Regions from separate parts of the Homo sapiens genome. Here regions 1 and 2 are each linked to region 3. A link is a loop called in an ENCODE intact Hi-C map of the cell type or tissue named here. Cell type or tissue: PC-9. All regions are shown on one strand. Each heading gives the region's core, and the rest is flanking DNA. Links, peaks and the distances in the headings are about the cores only. Region 1 has its middle 19 kb from the start of OR5K4. Region 2 has its middle 8.7 kb from the start of CPOX. Region 3 overlaps DCBLD2 (discoidin, CUB and LCCL domain containing 2).

Region 1 (10,960 bases), core at 1,584-9,583, 480 kb after region 3:
AATGGCTATTAAGGACTCAGACCCCTTGGAAATTAAGGTTTACAGCACTCCACCAGGAAAAGAATTCCAACTAGGTGAGGTTTTGTTTGATGGCAAGGGAGACTTAGAATGTGTAAGCGAAAGGAAAAGGTCACAGATATCGACTTTAGCCTCATGACCAATTACAGAAATGAAGACTAGTGTCTTTACCCACTTTCTTTCTATGTGTTGTATTAGTTCATTGATAAATGCTGATAAAGACATACCCCAGAATGAGCAATTTACAAAAGAAAGAGGTTTAATTGGACTTACAGTTCCATGTGGCTGGAGAAGCCTCACAATCATGGCAAAAGGCAAGGAGGAGAAAGTCACATCTTACATAGATGGCAGCAGGAAAAAAATGAGAGAGCTTGTGCAGGGGAATGCCTCTCTTTAAAACCATCAGATCTCATGAGACTTATTTACTATCATGAGAACAGCATGGGAAAGACTTGCCCCCATGACTCAATTACCTCCCATCAGGTTCCTCCCACAACACATGGGAATTCAAGATGAGATTTAGGTAGGGACATAGCCAAACAATATCAGTGTTATACTTATGTGTTTATTGGTATATGCTAACCATTTTCTTCTCTGTTTTTCTCATTAATCTTTTACATAGAAACTGTTGGAAGAAAACTTTTCCATTTAGTCTTTAGGCAAAAGAATATTCAATGGGACCATGACTGAATTTTAAGAGTAATTAATACAGCTGGCAACAAATACAATGACTTTTGGGATGGTACCTCTTCTCCTATCTTGTCAGGCAGAGATATAGAGTTGCTTTATTGCTGTACAGTTGTCCAAATGCACACAGTAAGGTGCACATGGAAGCTGAATAGCCAAAGTGATAGACTAGGTTTCTCAGTTTCAAATTCTCCCTTAATTTCTTTGCTTTATGATACTAGAGCTGAACCCTGTCAACATTCCTTTCTCAGCTGGCAAAATATTAAGTTTTACCAGTAAAATACACTTTAAATATACTTTAGGAGAAAAGGACTTCTCTTACTGGATGTGATGAGCTACTCCTTTTGCTCCCATTGCACACTTTCCAGTGACATGTATGACGGACATGCAGTTACCATCCAGTAACTTTTGTTGTCAACCTTGCCTGTGATGTCCTCACAAGGTATGGTTCTGTGGTCCACCAGCTCCCTGGAAGAAAGGTTCCTGTCATTCCTGGTCTCAGCCTGCAATTCCTGCCACACCAGCCTCAATCAAAGGTTGCTGACAAGCTCTGACCTGCACAATCCAGCAAATTTCTTTATCATCCAGTAGGTAGCAGAAATACACTCTCCAGAAACACCTGATTCACAGCTTTGAGGAAGATCCTTTCCAAGTTTGTTCCTCCCTTAGGAACTGTCCCTCAGCCCTAGGGTATTTTTAGCATTCTCTTTTATCCCCTCTTAAAGGCTAACCTCCTGATAGCAGTTGGGGATTTTTTTTAGCAAAAATTCCCTATTAAAATTACTGAGTGGTTCCTCTGCCCTGACTGGATTCTGACTACCACAGTAATATTCCACTGTATGTGTGGCATGCTACAATTTGCTTATCCATGTACCAGTGAAAGGATATTTCGGTTGTTTTCAATTTGGGGCTATTGTGAATTAAACTACTATCTGCATACAGATGCAAGTTTTTGTGTGGAAATGATCTTTCATTTCTCTTGGTAACACACCAAGAAGTGGGATTGTTGGTTTGTGTGGTAAATGTATATTTAGTATACATTTTAAGTGGCTTCTTGTTTTACAAAGTGGCTGTCCTAGTTTTGCATTTTCAGAATTATGTGAAGATTCCAGTTTCTCCACATTAGTATCAGCACTTGTTATTATTGGACCTTAATTTTAGCTATTCTGGTGGGTGTATAGTGATATCTAATGGTGGCTCTAATTTTTCATAGTCCTAATGAGCAAGGGGTTGAGGATCTTTTCAAGTGCCTTTTGGTTTCTCCTACATCTTCTTTTATGAAGTGTCTGTTCAACTCTTTTGCCCATGTGTTTTCATTTATTTGCCCTTCTGGTATTGAGTTATAAAAATTTTCTATATATTCGGGTTACAAGCTCATTGTCAGACATATATTTTGTAATCTGTGACTTGACTTTTTATATTTTTTAATGTTTAAGGTAATCTTTCAACAAAATTTTTAGTTTTGATGAAGTCCAGTTTAACCCAACTTAACATTTTTTCTCTTATCTTTTATGTTTTTATGTCCTATTTAAAATATTTTCTTAACATCACAAAGATATTCTACTATATTGTCTTCTAAAGTTTTATGATTTGGGCGCCTATGTTTTTTGAATTCATCATCCATATTTTATTTTTTTTTTACTTGACACATGGTAATTGTTCATATTTATGGAGTACATAGTGATGTTTTGATATATACAATGTATAGTGATCAGATGAGGGTCACATTATCCATTTTGAATGCATTTTTGGTCACAAAGTGAGTAAAATTTCAAGGCTAGGTTTTTTTCCAGCTGAATACTCAGTTATCCCAGTACTATTTATTGGAATGTATATCCTTTCTCTATTGAATTACCGTGGTGCCTTTGTAAAAAATCAATTGACAATATGAATGTATATTTATTGCAGGAAGCTATCTTATTCCATTAAAATACATGTGTGTTTTTACTTATTGCAGTAGCAATGATTATTGTAGCTGTAGAGTAAGTCTTAAAATCAGATGGTATATAAATTTTAGAATCAGTTTTTCTACTTCTGTAAAATGTAAAAAGCCCGTTGGGTATTTGACTAGGATGCATTGAATCTACAGATCAATTTCACAAGACTTGCCATCCCAACAATATTAAGTCTTTCAACATTTTTATTTTGATATTACTTGATTTTCCTAAGCAATTTTTGTATTTTTTAAGTGTACCAGATTTTGCACATTTGTTATTAAATGTACTATGGCTTCTACTTTTATATGCTATTATGAATGGTGTTCTATTTTTAATTTCATTTTCTGTTGCTAATATGTAGAAATAGTTGATATTTGTTTATACAGTATTGTGACATTAAATTAACTTACTAGTTTTATATATCTTATATAATTTCTACTTAAGCAATTATGTAATATGTAAATAAAGATAGTTTTACTTCTTTCTTTCCAATCTACATTTGTTTCTCCTCATTGCCTTATAGCACCAAGACCTTGAGTACACTAATGAAAAAAAGTAATGAGAATATTTCTGACCTTAGGTAAAAATCATTTGCTCTTTCACTATTAAGTATGGTCTTGGCTGTATATATTTTTATAGGTGAACTTCATCAGATTGAGGAAGTCTTCTTCTATTCTTAGTTTGCTAAGAATTTTTAATATATTTTGAATTTTGTCAAATACTCTTTAATGCTTCTACTAAGATATTAATATAGTCTCTTGCCGTTATTCTATTGGTATATTATATTATGTTAATTGATTTGATTTTCAGATATTAAATATTCTGACATTTCTGGGATAAGCCTCACTTCATCATGGTGTATTATACTTTAAATAGTGCTGGATTTAATTTGCTAGTATTTTGTTAAAGATTTTTATGATTATGTCCAATGTAAATATTGGTCTGTAGTTTTTCTTTCCTGTGATGTCTTTGTCTAGCTTTGGCATAAAAATAGTACTAGACTTCAAACCTGATACATGAATTGAGTAACTGAAAATCATCTATCAATCCAGTTCAAATATAAAATCCAGCTCAATTAGTTAAGGGCTGAGATCATGAGATACATTTCAAATTCTACTATTAGCAACCTTACTGATAACAAAGAGGCCATATGCTTTGTGTGACTATTTGGATTTTTGCATTAGTATATGGATATATTAGTACATATGAAGTTCTTACTAGTTCAGATACATAAAGGGAGCAAACATAAATCTATACTTAAATTGAGTACAGAACAAAAACTTGTTTTGAGAGCCTCAGAGAGGGCTTTATCTTAAGCAGTGCCATAATGGCCATATGATCCTAAAGCAAAATGACTTTGTAAGGAAAGTATCCCTATATATGCAGACTAGAGTCTTTGGCAAAAGGTTCATGCTGACTCCCAGTGCCCCCCAGCCCTCAGCACTGACTAGTGTGATTTTGCAATCAAATGCTCTACATCTGAGCTGTACCTTTTCATCTAGTGTGATTTTGGATTCATAAGTCTACTGAAGCTAGATACAGTTCCTTCAGGAGTAAATGACTAGTCTGTTAGTGTACTTTGGTGGAGCCAGCTTTCACCACTAAAAGCAATCAAATAATTCTAATACCCCAAATGCCTGTTTTATAATGGGTAATGCCAAAGACACATTCCAGTAAGAGTAGATCACTGACAAAAGGAGAATGGTCATCTCTAGAGGAATATATTGTATCTATGAGGGGTTTGCAGCCTTGTCTTTGGTACTGTCAATAGAACCTCTCAAACGACTGTCAATACCAACTTCTAAAAGGTGTAAACTCTATGATTCTCTCTCTGCCAGGGGAAAACAAGCTGACTTAATTACTAGTGCAAGTCTCTAAACGGAGGAACATGATGCCATTTAGAAGTCTACAACCTTTTCCCCATAGATCATAAAACTAAAACTGGTAGAAAACAGAAATGCAAAAAGAGAATAGACTCCTCCAAAATTTTATGAGGTTTCCACAACCTGGTTATGAGAGAGAAAATGTACAGGAAAGTCTCATTTATGAACATATACATTAAAATACTTAAAAATCAGCAGACTGAACCTTGCATTATACAAAAACTGTAATATTACCAACAAGGTTTCTTCCAATGCTGCTTTGGTGTTTGAAAATGTATTACTATACTTTTCCCCCTTAATAAATTAAAAGAAAATATGCAAAAAATATTGGACACATTTAGTAACATTTATATGATAACATTATTAATAACTTCTAATAGAAAATACATTATTTAATAAAATTAAGTACCAAAAACTTATAGAAAATATCACCTGAATAGTAAAACTTTGAATTTTTCCTTTTGAGATCACGTATGACATGAGGAGGCCTGCTTTTATCACTTCAGTGTTATACTAAATATTCTAGTCAATTCAATAAGACAAAAAGAAAAGAAATATAAGTAAAATGTGTAAGAATCAGAAATGAGGAAAGAAAAATGTAATTTTTGGCAGATGATAAGGCAAGGAATGAGGTTGCAATTTAAAAATACACACAGTTTTAGAGGGCACCAAATGTTCCATGTCTTGATATTTAAGATTATTACATAAGTTTTCACTCCCCAATAATTCATCAAGCTGTTTTTTGTTTACATAATTTTTTATGCATTATATTTGTAATTTGTATTTTTATATTAAATAGAAATTAAATTTTATTTATTGAGAGTGGCTTGGAGATGGCACTGCTATATCCCCTTTTGGATGACCTGAACCTACGACTCATTTAAGAATGGGTCTGTCGGCCAGGCACAGTGGCTCATGCCTGTAATCCTAGCACTTTGGGAGTCTGAGGTAGGCAGATTACCTGAGGTCAGGAGTTCGAGACCAGCCTGGCCAACATAGTAAAACCCCATCTCTACTAAAGATACAAAAATTAGCTGGGCGTGGTGGCACACGCCTGTAATACCAGCTACTCAGGAGGCTGAGGCAGGAGAATTGCTTGAGCCTGAGAGACGGAGGTTGCAGTGAGCCTAAATGAACAAAATGCCAACCAAGTAAAAAAAAATTATGTCAGTGGGGAGGGAAGAAGAGGAGTATGGATTGAAAAGCTAACCTATCAGGTGCTATGCTCACTACCTAGGTGACAAGATTCATTTCCCAAACCTCAGCATCATACAATATCCCCAGGTAACAAACCTGCACATGTGCCCCCTGTATCTAAAATAAAAGCTGAAATTTAAAAAGTGCTCCAACATTCTAGAAAGTCATAAAAGAACCTGCTTATGCACCAGAGTGTTCAATACCTATATATAATGAAAGATTCCACAAGTCCATTTGTCATTAGCCTCTTCTCTGACCTGGAATAAGTGTGTGCTTTCAAGAAGGCTTCAGTGTTGTCAAGAACATTAGAGTGTTCTGACTAGCATTTACTGGGCTCTATTTGCCAGACTCTGCCCTACATATTTCACAATGGTCACCCTTGTACCTCTTCATAACAGAGTTCTACAGAACAGTTCTACAGTTCTACAGGGGGTATTATTCTCACCCCTCCCCACTTACAAACGAAGAAAGAGGCAGAGAGAGTTTCTGATTTAGTCAAGGTTATATGGTTAGTAAGTGGTAGAGCCAGACTTCAAAACCCAGGAGTCTAAGCCTAGAGTTTATGTACTTCAGCACCCTCTTTTGCCGTAATTGATAATTGAGGCTACTTCTGCCCTGTCCATTTCTTGTATGTAATAAGTTCAGGGAGATTAGGGCATGGGGGGTGTAATTAGACGTACTAATGAACTCTTGATACAAGTTTCAGTTAATGTAATCTGTGATCAGCTTTGGATTCAGATAAGGAAAATAAGAGCACTCCTTTGGAGATTTGGTTAGATCCCCTACCACATCTAAGGGATCTCCAGTAAGATGTGCAATAGAGCATGGAGCTAGATATTGTGGGGGAAAAGAATAAGTGCTAAGAATTAGAATGAACAGAGTAGAGTTATAAGAAATTTCAGAGAACAGCCATTATCGCTAGCATCTTGCTCTAATGAGCTTGATAGCAGATGAGGGTGTGTGAATGTGCAGTCAGCTTGGCTTAGTGCCCGAGTAGAGAAGAAATCCTCTTTCCTTCATGCCAAGATTGACTCTTGGGTCTCCTCAGTATTACTTAAACAGTGTTCTCATTTGATGACAGCAATGTTACCCTTCCTAAGAAATCCCTACTGATTCCCTAATAATGTCTGCTGAGTATTGCATGTAAATTATGAATACATATTTACAATTACAGAAGTTTCCCAATTCCCAATCTCTAAGCATCAAACTTTTAATAAGTTCTCTAGTGAAGACTCTCAGATTCACTATGATACTTTGAACAGGGAGTGTTAATTTTCTATGTATGTCCAGGGTTAACAAGTGAATTACAGTATTAATCAGGATACTGTCTCCAGTGACTCTCAGTGGATGGATCATTTTTTCAAAGACTAATGATGATAATCTCAGAAAAAGAAATATTTTAGTCATTTCTGTTCTGAGAAATAAATGAAGATGCCCCTCCCCTTCATTTCATAATAAAATAAGAGAAGAGTCTCTGGGTCCCCTGTATCAGATTTGTTGAAGCTATTTATTTATATATAATACATGAAAAATCAGTATTAAATATTAGGGACTAGCCTCTAATAGCAAACTTTGAGATAATAAATAGATTGAAAGAAACTGGAATAAGCCATTATTCTTAATTTCATGAATGAAAGCCTTGATTTCTTTTCACTTTTAATGTAGTAGGGAACTTTAGTGGGTAAAAGGCATTAGAAAGTGACTATGACTCTTTTCTTCCCTTTTAAACCCCTTCTTCTCTTTCCCAATCTCTAGCTCTAGCACTTGTACTGAATTAAATAGTTCTCTTTTCCTCATCTCCTGTCTCTCTCCCTAGTCTTTTTCTTGGTTCCTTTTCTTAGAACTCTCACGCTCATTCTTTTTTTTTTTTTCCTTCTGTCTTCAGGTGTGGGACTGAAAGTAGGAAGATTCCATGTTTAATCCTGATCTTCCCAACACCTTCAATCTTTATATTAGGTTTATGCTGGGATTTCTTTTTTTGGATGCTTTGGGTTTATCTTGGACTAGATCAGATTACTTTCAAAGGCAGATTGATCTGATTTAAATGAAAGTAGTAGAAAACTTTCATTGTTTTTCTTTAAGTTCTGCAGTGAGAAAAACAGAAACTAGCTCCTTGATTATAGATTAGCAGATTCACCATATTAATTAGTATATTCAGCTGCCTGCTTTACATCTCTATGTAAATGTCTAATAGGCATCTCAATTTTTTTCCGGGCCAAACCCGAGCTTCTCTATAATTGCCACCCCTTAATATTTCTCCTGTATCTTCTCCATTTAAAAAATAATGGTGATTTCATTTTTCCAGTTTTTTCCATTTTCCAGGTGATTTCATTTTTCCAGAACAATGCCTGATACATAATAAGGATTGACAAAGAATAACCTTGGTTTCCATATCCCAGGACTATGGTTTGAATACAAGCTAACCAGAACCAAACTGAATTTTTTAATAACTGATAATAGTAAAAGAGAAGCATGCTTTGTGGGTGAAGAAAAGCTGAAGCCCAGGTCTGAAATGTTAAGACTCCTACACTCACTAATACCTTGTCCAGACCGCAAATGCTATACGAAAGACAGTGTGTGATTTTACTCTATGTTGTCGTTTCTGATTGTGCCTACTTGGATCTTCTCTTTTTCTTTGTTAATCTAGTTAGGGGTCTATCAGTCTTAATTATTCATCTGAAGAATGAACTCTTGGTTTCATTGACCTTTTGTGTGGATTTTTGCATCCCAAATTCATTAAGTTCTCTAATTTCACCTACTTATTTTCTGGTGCTGGCTTTGGAATTGGTTTGTTCTTGTTTTTCTAGTTCCTTTAGGTGCAAAGTTAGATTGTTAATTTGAGACCTTTCTGACTTCTTGATGAAGGCATTTAAGGCTGTAAACTTTTTGGGTGGATCCCAGTGATTTCGGTAAGTTGTGTCCCTATTTTTGTTTATTTTAAAGAACTTCTTATTTCTGCTTTAATTTTGATGTTCACCCAAGAATTTTCAGGAGTAAGTTGTTTAATTTCCAGATATTTGTGTCGTTTTGAGAGATCTTTTTAGTACTGATTTTCTTTTTATTGCACTGTTGTCCAAGAGTACACTTTGTACAATTTCATTTTTTTGGTTTATTGAGGTTTGCTTTATGACAGAGTATATGGTTGATCTTAGAATATGTTCCATGTGCAGATGAGAAGAATCTATACTCTGTGGTTTTTGGGTGAAGTATTCTATAGATGACTATTAGGTCTAATTGGTCAAGTTTTCAGTTTAAGTCCGGAGTTTCTTTGCTTGCTTTTTGCTTGATGATCTAACACTTTCAATGTGGGTGTTGAAGTCTCCCACTATTATTGTGTGATTGTCTAGGCCTTTTTGTAGGCCAAGAAGAAGTTTCTTATGAATCTGGATGCTCCAATGTTGGGTGCATACATATTTAGACTAGGTAAGGCTTCTTGTTGGTTTGTACCTTTTATCATTATACAATGCCCTTCATTCTCTTTCTTAATTTTTATTGGTTTAAAGTCTGTTTTATGTGATATAAGAATAACAACTCCTGCTCTTTTTTTTTGTTTTCTGTTTGCATGGTAGATCTTACTCTGCCCTTTTAATTTGAGCCTGTGGGTGTCATTACCTATAAGATGGGTCTCTTGAAGACAAGAGATGGTTTTTTGACTTTTAATTCAACCTGCCACTCTGTGTCTTTTCAGTGGCGTGTTTAGCACATTTACTTTCAAGGTTAGTATTGGTATGTGTGATTTTGAACCTATCATTGTTTTGTTAGCTGATTGCTATTTAAACTTTATTGTGCAGTTGCTTTACAGTGCCTGTGGGCTATGTGTTTAAGTGTGCTTTTGTGGTAACTGGTGTCATTCTTTCAAATCCATGTTTAGCACTCCCTTAAGGATCTCTTGTAAGGCTGGTCTCGTTTAAATATATTACCTTGGCATTTGCTTGTCAGAGAGGATTTTATTTCTCTTCAATTATGAAGCTTAGTTTGTCAGGATATGAAATTCTTGGTTAGAATTTCTTTTCTTTACAGACACTGAAAATAGGTCCTCAGTCTCTTCTGGCTTGTAAGGTTTCTACCGAGAGGTCTACTGCTAGCCTGATGCTGTCCCTTCTGTAGGTGACCTACTGCTTATCTCTGGCTGACTTTAAGATGATTTCTTTTGCATTGATTTTAGTGAATCTGATAACTGTGTGTCTTGGGGATTCTCGTCTTGTACAGTGTCTGGCTGGGATTCTCTCTATTTCTTGGATTTGCATGTCAACCTCTTTGGTGAGATTAGGAAAGTTTTCATGGACTATCTCCTCAAGTATATTTTTCAAAGTTGCTTATTCTCTCTCCTTCTCTCAGGAATGCTGATGAGTTCTAGATTTGGTCTATTGCATAAAGCATATGTCTTGGAGGTTTTGCTCATTTTTCTTAATTCTTTTTGCTTTATTTTTGTCTGACTGAGTTGATTCAAAGACCCAGTCTTTGAGCTCTGAGATTCTTTCCTCACCTGGATCTGTTTTGCTGGCAATACTTTCAATTATATTATGAAATTCTCATAGTGAATTTTTCAGCTCCAGAAGTTTACTTTGGGTCCTTCTTAAAATGGGGATTTCATCCTTTAGCTCTTGAATCATTTTACTGTATTCCCTGGCTTCTTTGGATTGAGTTTCAATGTTCTCTCAATCTAGATAAGCTTCCTTGCCATTCAGATTATGAATTCAATGTATGGTCATTTCAGACAATTTAGGCTAGTTAAGAATCATTTCTGGGGAGATAGTAAGGTCATTTGGAGGTAAGGGGATATTCTGGCTTTTTGAATTGCCAGAGTTCATGTACTAATTCTTTATCATCTAGAAGTGGTGGTATTCCTTTAATTTTGGTATAAAGTGAATATACCAAATTGGCTTAGTTTCTGGAAGTTTTCAGAGGGCTAAGGCTCTGAATAGGATCTCTTGCTGAGACAGGATCTCTTGCTGAATAGGATCTGTTGAATTCTTGCTCTTAGTTTCTCCGGGAGGGAGAATAATTTTTGGTGGTGTGGTTAGGGATGTGATCCAGCAGATGGCGCCTGAAGGCAATGGACAGTAAACAGGCTTTAGTCATGCAGTTCCTTTGTGTATCTTCACGTTTTTTTATCTGTTCTGTGGTGCAAGGGAAGAGCTGTGATCCCCTCACCAGGTCTGCTCGTGGGCCTTGGGAAGTCACCTCCGATTGCTGGCACTCTGCCTAAGATTTTTGTTGTTGTCATTGTTGTTGCTA
Region 2 (10,960 bases), core at 919-8,918, 210 kb after region 3:
AAAAAAGTCATTTTTTATAGTCTGAAAGTGACTAATTCCTTCCACTTTTTTAAATCTGAAAAAAAGTCTTCATTTTACCCTAATTTTTGAGGAATATTTTCACTGGATATAGAATTCTGGGTTGATTGATTTGTTTTTCTCTTAGGACTCTGGGTGTGTCATTCCATTGTCTTCTGGCCTCCATCAGAAGTCAACCATTGTTCATCTTATTTTTCTTTTTGTATGAATGTGTCCTTCATGTTTGGTTGCTTCCAAGCTTTTCTCTTTATCTTTGGTGGTCATGAGGTTGACTATAATATTCCAAAGTGTGATTTTCTTTGTATTTATACTTCTTGGTGTTTGTTGAGCTTCTTATATTTGTAAACTGATGTTTTCCACCAAATTTGGAGGGATTAGAGCCATCATGTCTTCAAATATTTTCTCTGCCCCATTTCCCCATTTCTGTCTCTCTCTCTGTGACTACAAGGATATATAGATCTCTTGATATTGTCCCACACGTCATTGAGGCTCTGTCCATTCTTATCTCAATCTTTTTTTCTTCTCTATTATATTGATTAGATAATTTCTATTGATTTGTCCTCAATCTCAAGAACCTCAATCTCCAGACTTCTGAAATCTTGAATCTGTTGTTAAGTGCGTCTTCAAACTTTTCATTTCAGATATTGAATTTTTCAGTTCTAGAATTTCCACTTGAATAACATGGGTAAAGTTTTGCTCATCTGAATTGACCATAAGTTTATCTTCAGAGATACTTACCCTTGGTCAAAGCTATAGAATTTATTAACTAAAGATAAAAGATGTTTTCTAACCACCTAAAGATGAAAGAAGCATTAGAAATGTGAATGTTGGCTGGGCACGATGCTCACACCTGTAATCCCAGCACTTTGGGAGGCCGAGCCTGGCAAACTCCTAAGGTTAGGAGTTCAAGACCACCCTGGTCAACATGGAGAAACACCATCTCTACTAAAACTACAAAATTAGCTGGGTGTGGTGGTGGGCACCTATAATGCCACTTACTCAGGAGGCTGAGGCAGAAGAATCAATTGAACCTGGGAGGCGGAGGTTGCAGTAAGCCAAGATTGCACCACTGCACTCCAGCCTGTGCAACAGAGTAACACCCTGTCCCCCCCCCCCAAAAAAAAAAAAAAGAAAAGAAAAGAAAAAGAAAAAGAAATGTGAATGTTTTAGGAAAAGAAATTCTAAAAGCTTTGTAACTAAAGATAAACTACAGTGTTGAATATGGGTATCAACTTTAGTCTCCACTTTCTTTATATCATCAGTTAACATTGTTGTTATTATTCCAGAATAAAAGAAAAAAGGGAGGAATGGATGAAACAAAAAGTAACAGGGCCTAGAAATTAGAGTGGATTCTAAAAGAAAAGATGGGAAGATAAAGAGAAATTTGATCTTTTTGTAATTCTTTGCAGATCCATAGTTTAGACAGACAGCAACATGGCGATTTTCTGACGACTCATGGGAGGAACATTAGCCAGTTCCAGACTTTTTCTGTTTCCCCTCTGTGTTGAAAATTAAACTCAAAACTTAACAGGTCAGGAAATGTCTACCCACCTGATTCCACTTGCTGCTGTAGCAACTTTTATTCTTAATTTACTTTGCTGAACCTCTGTTATGCACCGGTAAGATAGGAATAATAAGAAAATTTATTATTTTGATAGAATATTTGACTGAGTCAGCCAGGCGCGGTGGCTTACGCCTGTAATTCCAGCACTGTGAGAGGCCGAGGCAGGCGTATCACAAGGTCAAGAAATCAAGACCATCCTGGCCAACATGGTGAAACTCCGTATCTACTAAAAATACAAAAATTAGCTGGGTGTGGTGGCACATGCCTGTAGTCCCAGCTACTCGGGAGGCTGAGGCAGGAGAATCTCTTGAACCTGGGAGGCAGAGGTTGCAGTGAGCCAAGATTGCGCCACTGCACTCCAGCCTGGGCGACAGAGCGAGACGCTGTCAAAAAAAAAAAAAAATTGACTGAGTCAAATTAATAAGTCATCAGTGATTCACATCAGAGGAGAAACTAAAAGTTTTTAGATAATTGCTAAGTGTCAGGCACTGTGCTAAACAGCTAAGATAGGTTGTTTCGTTTTTTTCATACAAAAACAGTGAGAAATTTTCTTATTGCTATCTTATGGGTGAGGAACAGAGGTTCAACAAAGTAAATTAAGAATAAAAGTTGCTACAATGGCAAGCAGAGTCACGTGGGTAGACATTTCCTGAACCAAGTGAGTTTTGAGTTTAATTTTCAACACAGAGTGGAAAGAGAAAAAGTTTGGAACTGGGTAATATTCCTCCCATAAGTCATCAGAAAATCACCATGTTGTTGTCTGTCTAAACTATGGATCTGCAAAAACTGTGTCCAGAAAGAAAAGCGCCTTTGTGTCTAACTTGTAAAGACCTTTAATGGATGTTTGATAATGCCAAAGATGATGGTGACTAACAGCTGTTTGATAGTCTCCACCTGAATATAAGGCTGTAATTAAAACTAGTTTTCATTCTCTCTAGACAGATATGCAGCTTTGCTACATTGAACAGATTCCAGGTCAGTGATTTCCAAGTTGCAAAGTTTTGTATCCATTTCTATTGGAAATCCTTCTCTAGATCTAAATTAAACCTTCTTCTTGGCCAGGCGTGGTGGCTCATGCCTGTAATCCCAGCACTGTGGGAGGCCGAGGTGGGTGGATCACCTGGGGTCAGGGGTTTGAGACCAGCCTAACCAACATGGAGAAAACCCATCTCTACTAAAAATACAAAATTAGCCGTGCTTGGTGGTGCATGCCTATAATCCCAGCTACTCAGGAGGCTGTGGCAGGAGAATCGCTTGAACCTGGGAGGTGGAGGATACGGTGAGCCTAGATCCTAAATATCTCTAATCTCTATTCTCTACCATTAATTTGAACCAGTGACCTTCAGCTTATTTCTATGCACCCTCCCTAAGGGTCTCTCACTCTACTTCACTCTACTAAATTAATTGTTAACCCTCTGGGACTCATTTTTGTCCTTTGTAAAATGGAGGAATTCATTTAATCATGACTTTCAGACTTAGCTCTTCTTGGTCCTAGAGGTTCAAAGAAGTGATTCAGATAATCCTGTGTTAGAGGCTGACAAACAGGAGAGTCATTGCCCAGCCAGAACACTCCTGCAACAAAAGCAGCTCTGCTTTCTGTTCACATAGGAATTGGACTTCTTCATAAGATTTTATTTAAAGAGATCTCATACTAAATCAAGTCTGAGAACCACTGGAGTAGGTTCCTTTTAGCTCTAAACAGTCTAAGACAATATCCCATGATTCTGCAATCTCAAAAACTCTAACAGAAGGAAGAGCTGTTTCACTGTTTACATTTTGTATGTTTTCAGCTGAAAGATTAGAAATGTGGGTGATACCCGTGGAATACTATGCAGCCATAAAAAATGATGAGTTCATGTCCTTTGTAGGGACATGGATGAAATTGGAAATCATCATTCTCAGCAAACTATCACAAGAACAAAAAACCAAACACCGCATATTCTCACTCATAGGTGGGAATTGAACAATGGGAACACATGGACACAGGAGGGGGAACATCACACTCTGGGGACTGTTGTGGGGTGGGGGGAGGGGGGAGGGATAGCATTGGGAGATATACCTAATGCTAGATGACGAGTTAGTGGGTGCAGCGCACCAGCATGTCACATGTATACATATGTAATTAACCTGCACGTTGTGCACATGTACCCTAAAACTTAAAGTATAAAAAAAAAAAAAAAGAAATGCGGGTGATACATAAAACTTGGCTGAGTACATAAGTAGGAACTGCTCCTGGCAGAGGGACCCCCAGGAATGAATTCCTTTCTTATGCAATCATTCATACTCACTCCTCAGGTACTAGAGAAAATACTCATATTGTTATTTTCCCTGGTGCTGATAATTTAATGGTATCAGAATGGCATCAGAATTCTAGGCAGAGTCAAGGAGAGCAGAACCCTAGATAAGAACCCTAGATCACCTCTCCTCCTCTGGCCTCTCCCACCCCTGTGGCAGCTCCTCCCATTCTAGCCACTGGCATGATAAGCAGAACTGAAGTTTATTTCAGTATTTCTTAGGTCAAACACTTCAAAGCTGCCACAGTTCCTGAAAATCTACCCCAACATCTACAGGATCACCAGGTGAGATGCTGGATGTACCCCCTTCTCAGCTTCTGGTGCTACAGAGAACAGTCCAGTTTTTCTCTGGTGACTGCATAGTTCACAGGAGTTCTCCTTGCAGGATCTGCTGCTCAAAACCTAGGGAGGATGCCTGCCAGGTACTCTATCCTATATGTTTGTATAAAACAGCGGGGTGTGGTTGAGGCAGAGTACTTTATTACAAGCTTGAGCTCTGGTTTGAACTCCAAAGAAGGAAGGATTTATAATGTTCAAATTATTGTGAGTCACTGTTGTGGATAATCCTAAAGTTTTCTGGAAACCCTTTCTTGGTTGGAAAAGGAGCAGCATTACATCTACCTGACCTCCCCGATATACTGCCTCCACTCTCTTCCCTTGCCTCCCACCCCCCCATTTCACTTCCAGAATAATCTATCTCAGATATAAACCTCATTAAGCCATCTTCTGCTTTAATGCCTTTTGATGGATTTCTATGGACTTATGAATAATGTACAAGTTCTTTAACAGAGCATAAAAAGACCAGCCTCATTTCGCTCCATTTTCTATTCTGCAATTTTTGTTGCTGCCATTCCATTATCACTGTAGCTAAGAGTCGGAACATGAGGTCTTTGCCTGACTGGGTACTCACTATTAAGAGGATCCTTCTTTATTGATTGATTGATTGATTGAGTCAGAGTCTCTGTCACTCAGGCTGGAGTGCAGTGGAGCAATCATAGCTCAATGCAGCCTTGAACTCCTGGACACGAGCGATCCTCCTGCTTCAGCCTCCTGAAGCTGGGACTACAGGCGTACACCACCACATCTGACTACTTTATTTATTTAATTTTTAGTAGAGTTGAGGTCTTTCTACGTTGCTCACAGGGTTCTCGAACTCTAGGCCTCAAGCAAAACTCCTACCTTGGCCTCCCAAAGTGCTAGGAATACAGGGTGAGCCACTGTGCCTGGCCCCTTTTTAAATTTTTAAAATAGTTCTGTATTTCTCAAGAGTGACTCTAAGGTCCCCTGCTATACAATCAATAAATATGATTATTAAAAATAATACTTATAATAATAGAGCTAATATATATTGCTAGGCACTAGGTTGTGTTCTAAGTTAACTTATCTAATCATCACAACTACCCTAAGAGGGAAATGTTATTTCTAACTTCATCCAGTGGATGAGGAAATCCAGGCACAGGGAGGTTACCTAATTGCCTAAGTTCACAAATGGCAAAGCCAGTTTTCAAACCCTGGCCATCAGACTCCATGAGCCATTCCCTTAACTATGCTCTTAGAGAGTATCCCATTAAAAAGCAGGTTCACAGGCTCCTCTACAGCCTCGAAACATACACTTTTAACAAGATCCCAAGCTCTAGATGCTGGTTTGCAAATTAGTAGGTGAGTGCCCTCTAGTGTACACACGAGTGTCACACATTTGTTGATGTATCATGTTTTCTAATGTGCTCTGTAAAAAAGAGCCAAATTTCATTATGCACGTATTTCAGTGGTTGTAGTTGGATAAATTATATTCATGTCGATGACTAAACTGGTTTGTACCACCTTAAATTTATTTTTGACACAAATTCTATAAACACAGTATTGCCATAAACGCTGTCTCTCTGGTTAGACCCCAGCAGCTCCTAGAAATTCAATTTAAATATTGGAGGCCCCCCTTCCCAATACAGCTTGTTGTTAAGAATGGAGGTTCATAGCCTTAGTGCACAACAAATGCTAAGTGGAAAACATCACATCCACTCTGCAAGAGTCAGGTTTTATCCATCCTCTCTATGTTGGTTGCACTAGACCATTAATTGTCTTCAGTAGGCCGCGCTCAGCTTATTCCCTCATAAGGGGATGCCATTACATTTGAGGCCCTCAGTCTTTCTTCCTGTCATCTTTAAGTGAAAGTTAGAATAGAGATAATCCATCCACTATTTAGTGTGATGTGCATAAACTCCCTATGTTACTACGTTAGGCTACTGGTTATTCTCAGAAAGGATTCCATTCACGTATTTATTAGGTTATAATTTAGTGTTTATAACAAAAGACCCCAAAATTCAGTGGCTAAAACAAAAGTGAAGTTCATTCTGTCTGATTGAACTTTCCAGAGTCATAGTCCAAAATGCATAGTGTTGCTCTGTCATCCTCACTCAACACACAGATTTTATTTCTGGGTTCAAAGTGGCTGTTCCACTTCATGCCTTCACAGCTGTATCCTAGCCAGTAGCGAAAAGGCCAGAGGAAGCACATTTATTCCTTTTAAGAATAAACTCAGAAGTGACACACAATAGTTTTATTCACATCCTACTGGCCAGGATTTGATCATAAGCTTCAAGAGGGGATATGAGTGTAGTGGAAGCATTCTGCTCTACTATAGCTGCTAGCTGAAGCTGCTATATGCTCCACGAAACCTGGAGAATGATTATTAAAGTAAGAAGAGAAAAATGGATTTTTGTTGGACAACTAGTTGTCTCTGCCACAAACCATTTCTTCTGTTTGTATATTTTTATGTGATTCTACAAGTGTCAATTATTCACTGAAAATAGGCAGAAAAATAAGTCTCCATTATTTTAAGAATTCAAGTTAAGAAAATACTAGAATTTTTATGGAGACGCTGCTGATTCTGTTGAGAACCTTGTTTTCTTTGGTACATGGTCCTTCATGGTAGGTAGAGACTTCTTTATTATGAACCTAGGCCATCAGTTCAAAAGTAAATATAGGCAGTCATGGCATTGCATGATTCCAAGAGGCACAAATTACATTTCGTTATCATGATTTGGTTAAATATCACCAGCTCCCCAATGGAGTTCAAATTTCAGTTACCACATTAGATAACTGTGGGTAATTGTGTAAAGTTGTGTAAAGTACAAATCTGGTGCTAGCTCTTCAGTCCACAAATCACTACATAAATAACATAAATGCATCATGTTCACGACCAATCATGCTACTTTTTTTCAAAGTCTGTTGGTGATTGGTCAGTGCCCATCTGTTATTCAGTTTATGCACAATTTATGCAAAGTGTGTAGCTATGTTGTTTCTTTGTTGCCCCATGATAAACGCATGTGACATTTTACAAAAATGGATCATTGAAAGAAGGAATTGGTCAACAAAGATGAAAGTGCAGCAAAGAAACAGAAAGCAACAAAACTGGAAGTGAAATTCTAGTTGAACCTAAATGGAATTACTGAATAAATAGCTAACCAGGGCAATGTTAACATTGTTGCCTTTTGAGGCACTTAGATATGCACCCAGAAGAACGGGATTAGTCAAGGTTCTCCAGAGAAACAGAACCAACAGAATGTATATGTGTTTACATATATGGAGACAGAGAGGAATTAGTTGATTGATTTTAAGGATTATGGAGGCTGGAAAGTCCAAAATCTGCAGGGTGGGCCAGAATAAATCCAGGGAGTAACTGATGTAGCAGTTCAGGTCCGAAGGCCAACTGGCGACAGAATTTGCAAAATTCCTTCTTGCTCAGGGGAAGTCAGTCTATTGTTGTATTCAGACCTTCAACTGATTGGATGAGGCCCACTTACATTTTGGAGGACAATCTGCTTCACTTCAAGTCTACTAACCTAAATGTTAATTTCCTCACAAAAACATCTGGAATAGTGTTTGACCAAATATCTGGGCACTATAGCCCAGTACATTTGACCCATAAAATTAACCATCACAGGAACTTAGTGAAGGCAAACTTACTGACATATGTGAAGAAAGTGTTTGTGTTGGATGAAGATATTTCAGAGGAAGTGATGCTGGAAAAAAAAAAAAAAGAAAAAACCCATTTCACGTTAAAGAAACTATTAGAATATTTCGCAACACTGAAGGCACAAAGGATCAAATGTTGAAAGCTGATCCAGACTTAGAAAGTCTGACAGTTCACTGAGGCATAGAAAAGATACTTGTTTCATATCTTCAGTTATACAATAAGAAAAAGAAGGGAGGCACTGTTCAAACTACTTTATAGAAGTGTGAAAAAATAAAACACATTAATTCTCAATGTTTCTAATGTTTTAAATTACAATGCACCAACAAAAGTAGTTTTACTGTTTTTCATCTACAACCTACAGTAACTGAGTTTTTAATGTTTCTATTAAAAATTAAATTAAAGATCACGGCTGGGTGTGGTGGCTTATGCCTGTAATCCTAGCACTTTGGGAGGCTGAGGCAGGTGGATTGCCTGAATTCAGGAGTTCGAGACCAGCCTGGGCAACACGGTGAAACCCCGTCTCTACTAAAATACAAAAATTAGCCAGGCTTGACAGCGTGTGCCTGTAATCCCAGCTACTTGGGAAGCTGAGACAGGAGAATTGCTTGAACCTGGGAGCAGAAGTTGCAGTGAGCTGAGATCGTGCCACTGCACTCCATCCTGGGCAACAGAGCGAGACTCCGTCTCAAAAAGTATGTATATATTAAAGATCACATAACAATCCTAATTTCTTCCTATTGATTATTAAGAATGATATGTCTGGCTTCTGCTTGCAAGGTCACTGTCATGGTCCCACAACTATTACAAATGCCTATGTAATAGTTCATTTGAAGAGATTATTTGGTGGCTCAAATGGAATCCTTTTTTCCTAGGAGGATGGGAAAGGCTGGCAGCTCCTCTGTGTGTCCTGAAGTTCCTAGTAAGGTGCAGGTGTTTAGTAAATGTTATTGACATTGTATTAGCACACAATGACTCTGGGTCAGATGAAGAGCAATGTTGTAACATTAATAGAGCCTTAGAGACAAGGTCTAGACTTGGTCTATCACTAAACCCATCTAAGCCTCAGTTTTCTAATCTATCATGTGAGTAGTGACAATAGTGGTCCTGTCTACCTTATGGGGTTGATTGGAACCTAACACATAGAAGGTGCTAAGTAAATGTCTATAGAAAGAATAAACGATTCAGGACTCAGTTTGACCAACAAAGTTGGTCAGTTACCCTACAAAGTTCTCATAACCCTTCAGTTATAGTTGAGTTCCTGTTTTACACAGGAAGGCTGCCTGAGTGCTGGTTAGAATGAAGGTGAGGACAAATATTTGGAGAAAGCAAGCCAGATCCGTTGAAGGTACATATATTAGAACCCCAAATGGCTATTCCTTTGCTCAATCCTCTTTCTCATTCCCCTTGACCTTTATACTCCTTGAATGCAGCCTGAATGGTGCAATTTGGGAAGAGAAGAAAGTAAAACAAACCTTGAGCCTGACCATGAGGTCTCTGAGTGGCACATATTCTTGTATTTTTAGTTCTCTCTGCTGCCTCACTTCCTTAAGCAAAAACAAACAGAACCATGCTCTAGTCTTCCACTCCAAATAAAAGATCAACATCACAACTTCCCACCCTGAGCTACTGTTGTTCTATATGTTCTTTCATTTCAGCTGCCACCCCAACAGGTTTTCCGAAACTCTTGTTTCAAAGGCAGCCAATGACTTCATTATTTCCCATAGCCTCTACTCGGTACTTCTGTTCTCTGGATGATCAGAGAGTAAAGCTTTCTGCCTGCTGACCCCACTCTCCTCTTTGGTGCTGTCTCCCTCCATGTTTCTGTGACATCACACTCAAGGCCCCAAGACTTCTTGCTTTTTGTCCCTAATGTGACTGTTGTCCCATGTTCTGACATCAAGCCCTTTATCTTTTAGTTGTAAGAGTTCTTCTGAATGAGCTCATCATCCCAGCACTATGGGTATCTCAAAAATCTCTCTCTCCAGCCCTCATCCCTTTCTGGCCTCATGTTTCCATTTATATAGCTACTAATGTCTCAAGTTCAACATGTCTGCAGTAAGTCTGCAGTAAGAGAATATTTCAAATGTGCTTTTCCCTCCTCCTGCATTCATTCAACCTCATTAATTCTAGAAATAGGTCCTGGCCCAGGCTAAAGAGTTAGACATGGGGGAAAAGATCACTCTAGATAGATGCAGAGAACAAAGGGAATTGATTTTTGACTCCTAAGTTTACATGGATATTGATATGGGTCTAAAGTAAAAGGTCTTAAATGTGTATTTTTCAAGAGAGTATTCCAGTCCACCAGAGGAGATGAACTCTCAATGACATGAATGGAAGTAGCTTTATGTTTCTTGAGCAAGTACTACTGGTTGCAAGTGCCCTGAAAGCATCATGGAGGCAGGTACAGGAACAATATTAAATATCTTTCTTATTGCTGCCTGATGAGGACCATTAAACATGTACCCAATACCCATTGTTCTTTGATTGCCTCACAGGAGGAACACCTATATATATCCCAACACTTTGTCATCAGCATCTTCTCAAATGACCCACCTTTTTGGTTGGCCCATAACATTTTTAAGACTCTGAGAATGGATGGTAAGAGCATTTTATACTGAAGGGATGGAGTGGCCAGGAAGCTCCTGTATCTGGGCAAATGGAACAGCCAGAGAGCTTTAGCTAAACTGGTGGGAATACTTCTATTAAGAATTGTCTCTATCAAACTGATTATCTCCTGTCCTCCCTATAAACTCCTGCTCTGTACCTGCTAGTTCTTCTTTCTAAGTTCCCTATTTTTGTTAATCTTAGATATGTAGGCTCAAAACCCTAGAATCATATTCAAAAATTTCTCCCTCTGGTGGGCATTTATGGTACTTTCTGCTCATCACATTTCCCTTTGTCTAGAAATGATACCCCACATGATATCTCCAACTTCCCTACCCCAAAACACTAACGGGAGAGTCCATGTTCTTACATGATCCCATTTTTTCACTCATGGCTATTTTTTATTGGTTGGTCCCATGGTAGGTATTTGAACCAAGGTGGGAAACAGTCTATATCAGAAAGGCTTAAGCTGCAACAAAACACCTGGCAGACAGTTCTTTAAATTAT
Region 3 (10,960 bases), core at 1,020-9,019:
AGCCAGTTTAGTCTTTTCACATTTTCTTCTGCCTGTTTTTATTCTGGCCGTGCTGATGCAGATTAAATGGTGCCGACCCAGATTGAGGGTGGGTCTGCGTGTCCTAGTCCACTGACTCAAATGTTAATCTCCTCTAGCAACACCCTCACAGACACACCTGGGAACAATACTTTTCATCCTTCAATCAAGTTGACACTCAGTATTAACCATCACAGTATTTAATTCGTAATAGCTTTTTGTTTCCATTGTAATGAGACTCTTTTTTTAAGGTAGTGTTTCAGTAAAGTGGTCTTGAGACATCTAAAATAACGGTCTCCTACAGTCATTAAGAGAAATTTATGTTAAAGGAGTCCATTTTAAATGATGAGATCATTAATTTTCCACATGTGGAGAGTATAAATTTAATTTAGGGGAACTTAGCAAATGGTCGGAATAATTGGTTGGGATTGGTTTAATTTTGTTAAAATATTTATTTTGTTTTGGTACTGTAAATAATACCAATAATCATCTTTAATCTGTTCATTCCCAGGAAGTCATCTTACCCAGTAGTCAAAATCTATTTTACGACGTTATAAACACAAGACACCAAAACAGAATAGTTCTTTACTTAATTAATGCCCACCCATAATCCTTCCTCTCTCTCCAAGGGAATAAGGCCAAGGATTTAGTAATTGTTATGACAAAAACGTGCACTTGGATATGGAAATGAGCCATAATTAGAAATGTTCGAGCTGTGCATTTCAAGTGTTTATACTTTGATGCTGAACAAACTTAGGGAATCAGACCATGTGCATTAATGAAAGCAACTCTTCATTCCCCAGGCATTATAACCACTGGATCCACCATGGTGGAGCACAATTACTATGTGTCTGCCTACAGAATCCTGTACAGTGATGATGGGCAGAAATGGACTGTGTACAGAGAGCCTGGTGTGGAGCAAGATAAGGTAAAATGATTACCAAGGTATTTTTAAAAAACATTTTTTAAATGGGTGGTTGCCAAGTCACAGAGCTCTCCTGTATAAAAGAGATGTAGAAGTTTAGAATGTCTTATACTACCCTCTTGTGGTTATTTTAGGTAGTGTTATTGGCCTTACTCTACTGACTTTAGAAAATTCTCAGTAGTTCTAGGTTCCTTTTGGTGATTGTAACGGTGAGTACTTTTCTGATTTTTGTCATTGCATTTTTAATTGAATTGTTTAGACACTTTATTAAGAAAGTCTAAAAGGGACCTTGTAATTTCTTATTTTTATGAAGCTTTTTTCAATTCACCAGATGATGGAGAGCCTTTGTTCCCAGATTTCTACTCTGTAGGCAAGAGGTAAAAAAAGAAAAAAGCTGAAAACCAACGTGCATTAAATTATAGGATATTAGAGATGAAAATTCATCTGAAGATCATCTCACCAACTTTCATCTTGGGAAACTTCTGTTTTTTCTTACATGAAGAATTGCTCTAGCATCTAATTATGGAATCTTTGTTTTAGTTAGCAACAATTTATGAAGATGCTGGAATGAGCCAGAGGAAATGATAAGGGGTGGGGAGCAGGCAGAGATGGGTCTTATTCAGATGTGTATCCCTTTGATCTTTAAATGGAGAAGTCCTTGTGCCTAAGGAAGATAGATGTCTCCCATCAGTACCAAAACTATGGGGCTGGGCATGATGGCTCACTCCTGTAATCACAGCACTTTGGGATTGCTTGAGCTCAGGAGTTTGAAACCAGCCTGGGCAACATGGCAACACGCCATCTCCACTAAAAATACAGAAAATTAGCCAGGCATGGTGGCGCATGCCTGTAGTCCCAGTTTCTTGGGAGGCTGAGGTGGGAGAATCACCTGAACCCAGGAGGTTGAGGCTGCAGTGAGCTGTGATCACTCCACTGCAATCCAGCCTGGGCGACAGAGGGAGACTCTGTCTCAAAGTGGAAAAAAAAGAACTGAAACAATGATGACATTTTTTCAAACTTTCCTATGAGTTTGATTTTGATTATATATTTTTGTTTTTTATCATGTATGATTTGCTAAAAAGTCTTCAATTACTACTTTTCTCATCTCTTTGTTCAAAAACCTCCAGGGGCTCATTATCTTTCATATGCATCTTAACTCCTCTGCTTTTATTCAAGGCCTCTTTCTTCTCTTCTACTTGGCGTCACATGAACTTCATCTTTGGTGAGCCTCTCCCTGTTAAAGAAAATAACAATACTGTCTCCATACATATCTTCTACCTCATGCCCCTAAACTTGACTACTCTTTACTCCTGCCACATCCATATTCATTTGTATCACATTTATTTTGCTTGTGGAATATAGCTAAATTTTTGGAATGTTAAGAATTGTTCAGGCTTATACTATAAAAACTTCTAAACATTAAATGATATTTCTGAAAAAGATTCTATGTTGCATTCATTTTTGAAAGGTAATTTCTCTAAGTGTAGAAATCTGGGTTGATCAGTGGTTTTTTGGTTTTTTTTTTTTTTTGGTTTTTCCTTTCAATAATTGAAATACGTTGTCTGCTGTTTGCTGGCTTGCATTGTTTTTGACAAGAATTCTGCTATTATTTCTGTTCCTCAATATGTGATATGTCTTTTTTTCTGTGGCTCCTTTTAAGGTTTTCTTTTTATCATTTGTTTTAAGCAGTTTGATTGATGTGGCTTTTTTATATTTTTCTTCTTTTTTTTTTGCGTGGGGTTCTTTGAGGTTTTTGGATCTGTAGGTTATGATTTGCATCAAATTTAGAAAATTGTAGTTCTTTTTTTTTCAAATATTTCCCTTCCCCAATTCTAATTTTATGAATATTATGACCCTTGAAGGTATCTTACCATTCACCAATGCTCCGTTCTTTATTTTTTTCAGTCTTTTTCTCTTTGTATTTTAGTTTGAAAGTTTTCTGTTTTGTCTTCAAGTTCACTAATCTATTCTTCTGAAATGTCTAATCTGTTAATCCCATCCAATGTATTTTTATCTCTGATACTGTATTTTTTATCTCTAGATGTTCAGTTTGGGAGTTTTAAGATGTCTCCAGTGTGTCTTTACATGCTCATGCTTTTCTCTATCTCTGGAACATGGAGCATATATAATAGCTCTTTTAATATCCTCATCTGCTAATGTTATCCTATGTCATATATGGGTCTTTTTATGTTGATTGATATTATGGATCATATTTTACCTGCCCGAATTTTTTTTATTGGATGCCAGACATTGTGTTACATTGTTTGGTGCTGGGGTTTTTTGTTATTAATATTCCCTTAAGTATTTTTGAGCTTTATTCTGGAATGTAGTTAAGCTACTGGAAACAATGTGATATTTTCAAGGCTTGCTTTTAAACTTCATTAGGCAGGACCTGGACAGCCTTCAGTTTTCTTATTTTTCTCCCCCACTGAGACAATACTGTTCTAAGTACTCACTGCAGCATCCCATGTATTATGAGGTTTCTCTGTTCTACCTCTTGGCAGTGTAAGGAATTCCCAGATCTACGGAGCTGTGAGACTTGTCCTGCTGACTCATTCCAGTGTTTCTTTTACTGGCCATAGGTCATTTCTTTACATGCAGCTGAAGATTTAAGGGATAACTCCTTATATATTCTAGAAGTGTCTCTCTCTCTCTCTCTCACTCACTCTATCTTTATAGCTCTCTTCTCTCCTAATCTCTGCCTACAAATTCTAGCTACCTTATTGGCCTCCCACTCTCAGCTCTGTCTCTGCAACTCAGTGAGACCGGCAGGCTCTGTTAGGGATCTCTCTCCCTGCACTGTGGCCTGGAAACTCTTCTATAGACAGTACTGGGGCAATAAATAGCAGGGTTCACCTTATTTGTTTCCCTTCTTTCCGTCATTATTGCCCAAGGCAGCCTGTTATCCAGTTTCTCAGGTACGTATAGGGCTGAACAATAAGTCTAATCCGTTACTCTTATGGTCAGAAATGCAAATCTTCACATTGAATTGTATGAATTAACAGTCTTTTCCCGCTCATGTAAGTCCATCTGCTCCCTCATCACCTCCAACCCAAGGGTAATTGGTGTATTCATTTTACCCCTTTTCTGAGCCTGCACATGTGCATGAGTACGCAGAGACTGCATTTGGTTTTGTTTTTAGAAAATGGGATTTATATATATATATACAATTTGTTTTCATAATATATCACTTTCTAACATTATGCCATATTTATGTGTGGTAATCAATAAAATTTAAGTTTCTTGAGGGTGGGAACTGTAGCAACCATATCCATTTTCTCTTCATGACACCTCACATACTTCTCTGTACATGAGGATTCTCAGTAAATGCTCATAGGTTGACTATAGCAAATCTTTTTTACTCAGTTTTTATAAAATTGAGACAGCAATATAGAGGAATATCTTAAAGATAGTTTTTATGTGTTAAAGTAATGATTTGTTATCGTCCCTGTTCCACTAATATAGTAAGAATGAAAATAATTGCCTTTCATTTTATTTCAGAGTAATATCTGAGGAAATCACGGGAGCTCACTAGTATGGAAGTTATTGTAACTGCAAAACAAACTTTTTAGGAAATGAAGGATATTAACACATCTTTCGAGATTTATAGTCTAATGCCAAGTGAATTAGCCAAGAAGAAATAGAGCCACAATACTTGGAAATAGCTTGATTGAGAAGTTAAACATTTACTTAATCTCATCTTAGCTGATTAGAAAAAAAATCACTTTGATTTTAGGCAATATATGCTTATTAATGGTCTTTAGAAACTACCTAGTTGATCTGACCTAGAGAACAAACAGGGCTCTTTTTAGCTTATTGGAGTCCATACTTAAGTCGGAAGACCCAGAGTCAAGTTGCTGCCCTGTCATTGACTAGCTGTGCAATCCACTTACAGATTCCTGTGCCCTCCTATTTCATAGGGTTGTCTGAATTAGTTACATTAAAATGTTTTATAAATAATTAAGTGCTGGTCCATTGTAAGATACTATCATTATTTGCTTGAAGTAGTTAAGGGAATGAGACTCACCTAAACTCATATTTTTACCTAGGGATTATTTTTATAATGCATTTGTTGCTAGTTAGTTACAAGCATTAAATTAGTCACAGGCCAGGCGTGGTAGCTCACACCTGTAATTCCAGCATTTTGGGGGAGGTCTAGGTGTGAGTATACTTGAGGACAGGAGTTTGAGACCAGCCTGAACAGCATAGCAAGACCCCTTTCTACAAAAATAAAAAATCACCAGGTGCAGTGGCTCATTCCTGTAATCTCAGCACTTTGGGAGGCTGAGGCAGGTGGATCCCTTGAGGTCAACATGGTAAAACCCTGTCTCTACTAAAAATGCAAAAATTAGCCGGGCGTGTTGGTGCACACCTGTAATCCCAGCTACTCAGGAGGCTGAGGCAGGAGAGTTGCTTGAACTTGGGAGGAAGAGGTTGCAGTGAGCCAAGATTGCGCCACTGCACACTAGCCTGGGCAACAAAGCGAGACCTCTTTTCTAAATAAATAAGTAAATATTGCCACACATGTTGGCATGCGCCTCTGTAGTCCTAGCTACTCAGGAGGCTGAGGTGGGAGGATCTTTTGAGCCCAGGAGTTCTAGGCTGTATTGTGCTATGATCCCGCCAATGCATTCCTTGGATGACAGAGCAAGACTCTATCTCTAAAAATAATTAATAATTTAAGCATAAAATAGCATTTCAAAGTCACTTCTAGTTTAAATAGCAGCATGGAACAAAAACCGGGATAATAGGAGAACTGTCTTTATGCAGTTTATCCAGTAGGTGGAGGTATATATCTGTTATATGTTTGTTAGTATATGTTCACCTTCAGCCTGTTGAGAGAAAAATTATGAAAAGTACACAAGCAAAATATTTCCCCTAAGACTTGGCATGATCAATTTTGTTTTACTTTAAAAATAAAAATTAATATATTTAAATAGTTGGTAATTCCACAGGACTAGAGTTACTGATTTACTAATAGGATAAATTGTCTCACTGGATTTGAAACCTTTTACCCAAATGCCAAGTTAGCCCTCTTGTTAAGTTCTTAAATCATCTTAAAATCATTTCTATATTAAATATTTTTGTTTCATAAACTTTTGATAAAAATGTGCAGCATCTTAATATTTTTCCAAATTATGATTATTTTCTTAAAAATTGATCCTTATTATCATACTTTCCAGATGTAATTTAAGGCCTAGAGCAAAGAACAAAAACATGTTTAAGTGGAGAAATTTAGCCCTGACCTCTATTGATTTGAAGTACCAATTTTTTGTTGTTTTTTTAAAGATATTTCAAGGAAACAAAGATTATCACCAGGATGTGCGTAATAACTTTTTGCCACCAATTATTGCACGTTTTATTAGAGTGAATCCTACCCAATGGCAGCAGAAAATTGCCATGAAAATGGAGCTGCTCGGATGTCAGTTTATTCCTAAAGGTAAAGAGACAGTTCGTTTAAGATATGTTTTTACTGGATTGCCAATTTAAAATGGTTTTGCTGTTCTCAGAGAGAGTAATTAATAATGTGAGTGTCTTTCTGGTTAAACTCTAATTACAATATCTTCTTAAAGGGATGTTAAAAAAAATGGTTACCCTATTAAAAAGTTAGTTATAAGAATGGTTTCCAAAATTATAAGTGGAAGAAGAAATAGCATCATTCATAAGATAATGTAAATGAGATCACTTTCCAAATTTAATCTCAATCCTAATAATTTTAAATCAGGTGTCATGTACTGTAATATTTGTTTAACATAAGCATGAAAGATTGTAACAATACATTTAAAGCAAGAATAATTTATCTCAATATTATACATTTTAATATACTGTTTACTTTTGTACGCCCAAAGGCTACCACAGTGCCTGACACATCGTTGGCCCTCCATAAATAACTATTAAATGAATTGAATAAGTACTGTATCAAAATGTGGATGACTCCTTTATAGCTTTAGCATTCAACATCACTTTCCACCCCATTATTCTTCTTCCTAAGATTATTTTCAGATGATTTAATTATTTAAAAACTGAGAAATCCTGGCATATTTGTGCCTTTATTGCAGAGTATAATATTTATCCTTCCAATATATTTCTCTCTGAGAGTTAAAATTATTCTGCAGAATTAAATACTTTAGGAAATATTGAAGACATTTAGCATTACTATTTTTAATTATGATTTTTAAAAACAAAATGTTTAAATTTTTCTAAACCATTTTTCAAGGTCGTCCTCCAAAACTTACTCAACCTCCACCTCCTCGGAACAGCAATGACCTCAAAAACACTACAGCCCCTCCAAAAATAGCCAAAGGTATGCCTGTTTTTAATGTGAGAATTTGATATTCCTTGGATTTATGGTGCAACTTTCCAAAAATATATTAAAAGCATTATCAAATAAGTTTATGTTAATCAAGTTGGTACAGATTAAAAAGTAAAGAGCTTTTGAAACTTTTTTAAAGGTCGTGCCCCAAAATTTACGCAACCACTACAACCTCGCAGTAGCAATGAATTTCCTGCACAGACAGAACAAACAACTGCCAGTCCTGATATCAGAAATACTACCGTAACTCCAAATGTAACCAAAGGTATGCAAACATGGAAATGAACGCCTAGTACATAGTATTGTTTTGTTCTTAACTGAAGTTTTCACGGGCATTTTTAAACCTTCAGTTTATTTTCTTCCAACTATAGTTTTTAAGTATAGCAAAAAAAAAAATTTATTTTCTTTCATAGGAAAAGACTGCATTGATCTAAGTTGTAGTCTCTGCTGCCATGTAGAATTGCTCTTTAAATATTTAGAGAAGGCCACTGTGTTGCAGGCCTCCTCTTGTGATTTATTGTTCCTTACAGCTAAACATGTTGACTCTCAGGCTTAGAAATACAATATTTTCTAGAAATAACTGAAATCATAGCAGGAAACAAACTTGTTTCCCTTGATAATATATTAATTTGATGGATAGGGAACTTGATGGCAAAAAGGGGAAAATAAAAACAGAACTTTTAGTAGAAACTAGTAATTGTTAAAAAATACTCATAGTTAACATATTCATAAAAAAAAACTTTGGTCTCTTTTTAAGTGTTTGCAATTATATTTTTTAAGATCATAAATAGAAATTTATTAGAATTTACTTTCAAGTTTTGTTATCAGTGATAAATAAGGTCTCAAAATACATAAAACATAGTAGTCTTACTAGTTGTTGAAAAACAAAATTTCAATTGAATTCAAAAAAGTGTCAGTGTCATAGTAGACTAAGTATCAGAGTTGTCACATAAAAAGCTTCCTTGTTTTCAGGAAAGTGCAGAGAGAGAAAGCCGTTCATCCAAAGTAATTTGTGCCACATAGAACTTCAGTCATTCTCATTTTTTGAAAGTTTGCCTGGATTCAGATAACTTTCTCTGACTTTCCCCATGTTGGTTCTTTCCCATCTTCTGAAGTATTTTCACAAAGATGAATTACTTTCTCATGCTGCAGGTACAGCTAGAGAGAATCAAGGGTTCTCAGAGGCAGGAGATCTCAGCATCTTTTAACTGCTTACCAGTTGTCAGAAGGCATGTACTAAGGCAGAATCCCAGACCACATGCCTGGATGGAGATCAGTCACTGAAAAGTGTTGCTCATCTTAAAATCTGATTGCATCTCAGACCCTCAAGGCTAAAAAGAGTCCTTAAATAATTTCCTTCCAGAATTAGGATCCCTGTATGCCCAAAAAGAATAACAAAGAATGAGTTGGTCTTCTCAGAGACCTCCTGTCTCTTTTTTAGGGGGATGGTAGTATATAAATTTATTTTTTGAACCTAAGAAGATGTTTTAAAGCCTCTGATTAAATCACACAGCATCCATCTAAACTTGATTATCTTCTCTTGTCTCACTAATCTTATGGAAAAAGCACATTTACCGTTGTGAATTCTGAGTGCTTTCTAGTCTAAGTCATTATTTCTGTTTATGGACTTCTCCATTTTTACAGCCAGGCTGAGAGTGATTTCATGGAAAAGATTATGTCATGGTCAGATTTGTGCCTCTGTAGTTTCCAGGTCCTCCCTCAGTGGGGCCCGTGGCACCAGCTGGCTGACCTTCTGAAAGGCTGCAGTAGCTCTTCTGTCTGTTCTCAACTGTAGCTATTTTACATATTCCCCTTATTTTCAAGCCCTTCACCCAGATATCTTCACCCACTCTCAGTTACCGCTCCAACTTCACAGAGAAAGTAGGGAGTTTCCTTCCAGTGAAACTCCCTTTTTGTGGAGCCTACAAACCTATCTGTATCCTCTGTTCACTGCAGTGAAAAGGGGGCTTCCTTATGTTGCCCAAGGCTGATTATATCACCTGTGCCCTGGTTCCCCTCGATCTACCTCTCAGGGACCCAATCTTACTGATTATCCTCTCCCCCTCCTGTATCTTCAGCCTCTTTCTCTCTTTTGGATACAGTTGTTTTAAGGAATAAAGAAGATGGTGCAGGTTAGACTCATTGCAGTGTCCGGCTCTGAGCCCCCAGTAAATATCAGCAGGTGCTGCTATTATCATCTTCATGGCAAGTAGGGGGTTGAGCGACAAAGGAAGAAACTAATATCCCAAGTGACCTTAGGCAGATCATTTTCTATATCTGGGCCCAGAATTCCTTATCTCTGGAGTGAAATTAGGGGATTAAATGATCCCTAAATCTCTCCCAGTTCCAGCATTATGCTGGCTTCTGACCTGGTCACACACACATTTCCAATTGACTTTCTTAACACCACATTGTTACCTTCCCATATATATATATATGAATGTTTTGCCATTATGATGTAACGTCATTTCAATTGCTGGATTATTTTCTCTTGTAAGGAGGATACCATGATTTATTCCCTCTCATTTTTGGGCATTTGGATTATTTCCAATTTTTCACTCTTACGCAGAAACAGGGAGAACATCTTTAAGGATGCATCTTTTTTTAGTTTCTGAGAATAAATTCTAGGAATGGAATTGCCAATAGATTTTTGTACATATTGCCCAAAAATGCCAATCAGTGAGATAGCATCAGTTTATATTTCCATTAAAAAATAACTGTTTCCTGGTAGCCTGTTCATCAATTAGTTGTTGTTTTAAATATTTGCCACTTTGATTAGCAAAAGTAGTATTTTGTTGTTTTAACTTTTTTTGTGTTGGTTGTTTAACTTGTATTTCTTTGATTACTAGTGAAGTTAACATATTTAATGGTTACTTGTATTTTTTAATGTATTACTAGTTAATCTCTGCTGATTTTTCTCTTAAATGTTTGGATTTGGCTTGTAATGCCCTACAATATAATAATTATTTAAAGTAACTCTTCTCATATGTAGAAAATATATTTTCCCAATTTTTCATTTGTCTTTCAATTTTATTTTAGTGATTTAAAAATTTAGGAAAATTTCACATCTCTACACAGATGGAATGAATAGTGTAACAAGCTTTTGTGTATCTGCAAAAGCTTCTACAGTTACCACCACATGCCCAGTCTTGACAAATAATGTTTATGGTATTTCCGTGAGGTAGAAAAATGTTGAAAGATGATGTGGTTAATTTTCCCTAGTGATTTCTGCCTTTGGTGTTAATATGGCTTTTGTTTGTCTGTTTTTGTCTTTGTAACTTCAGATGTAGCGCTGGCTGCAGTTCTTGTCCCTGTGCTGGTCATGGTCCTCACTACTCTCATTCTCATATTAGTGTGTGCTTGGCACTGGAGAAACAGGTTAGTACATAACTAGTTCACCTGAGTCCAAAACTACCAAATGTGAAGTAGAAGCTAAATATAGAAGATGAAAATGTTTACCTGTTTGAGAGTGAGAGTTAAGGTAATTATTAAAATGAAAATTTCATGCTTCTCCTTTATTCCCATTAAAAATAAATAAGTTCAATTCCACAATCAGTTACTAAGTACCTTTTTTGTATCAAGTTCTGCATTATACACTGGGATATGTACATTAATATGAACAATTTCTGACACATGATAGTTACATTTACTTAAAGAATGAGACACAATTCCTTTCTCTGAAGTGTTTAGCAGGGTTGACTAAC

What was found. A loop is a pair of places that touch in the nucleus more often than their neighbours do. Peaks named below come from ENCODE experiments on the same cell type or tissue, not always from the same donor. Only the 100,000 strongest peaks of a DNase experiment are listed, where the experiment ranks them.
Region 1: it touches region 3 in a loop (18-fold over the local background); 7 of 110 quality-filtered maps call a loop at or near these places.
Region 2: a loop joins it to region 3, with 9 times the contacts of the local background. A loop is called at or near these places in 98 of 110 quality-filtered maps.

What each region holds. Positions count from the first base shown.
Region 1 is chr3:98,329,526-98,340,485 of GRCh38, reverse strand. No RefSeq gene overlaps it. Among named protein-coding and RNA genes, the nearest start is that of OR5K4, 19 kb to the left of the region's middle. RefSeq lists enhancers at 10,740-10,859, 10,920-10,960, 10,551-10,960. In PC-9, for the core only: CTCF peaks have their summits at 6,112 and 6,311; a DNase peak (open chromatin) is centred at 6,285.
Region 2 is chr3:98,596,846-98,607,805 of GRCh38, reverse strand. No RefSeq gene overlaps it. Among named protein-coding and RNA genes, the nearest start is that of CPOX, 8.7 kb to the right of the region's middle. In PC-9, for the core only: CTCF peaks have their summits at 5,342 and 5,549 (motif pointing left); a DNase peak (open chromatin) is centred at 5,535.
Region 3 is chr3:98,807,755-98,818,714 of GRCh38, reverse strand. DCBLD2 (discoidin, CUB and LCCL domain containing 2) reads left to right here. Exons shown (of 16, transcript NM_080927.4): 9 at 822-946; 10 at 6,233-6,383; 11 at 7,161-7,247; 12 at 7,396-7,521; 13 at 10,541-10,634. Among named protein-coding and RNA genes, the nearest start is that of ST3GAL6, 50 kb to the right of the region's middle. In PC-9, for the core only: CTCF peaks have their summits at 1,078 (motif pointing left), 5,502 and 5,707 (motif pointing right); DNase peaks (open chromatin) are centred at 1,064, 3,464 and 5,474; H3K27ac peaks cover 2,354 bases.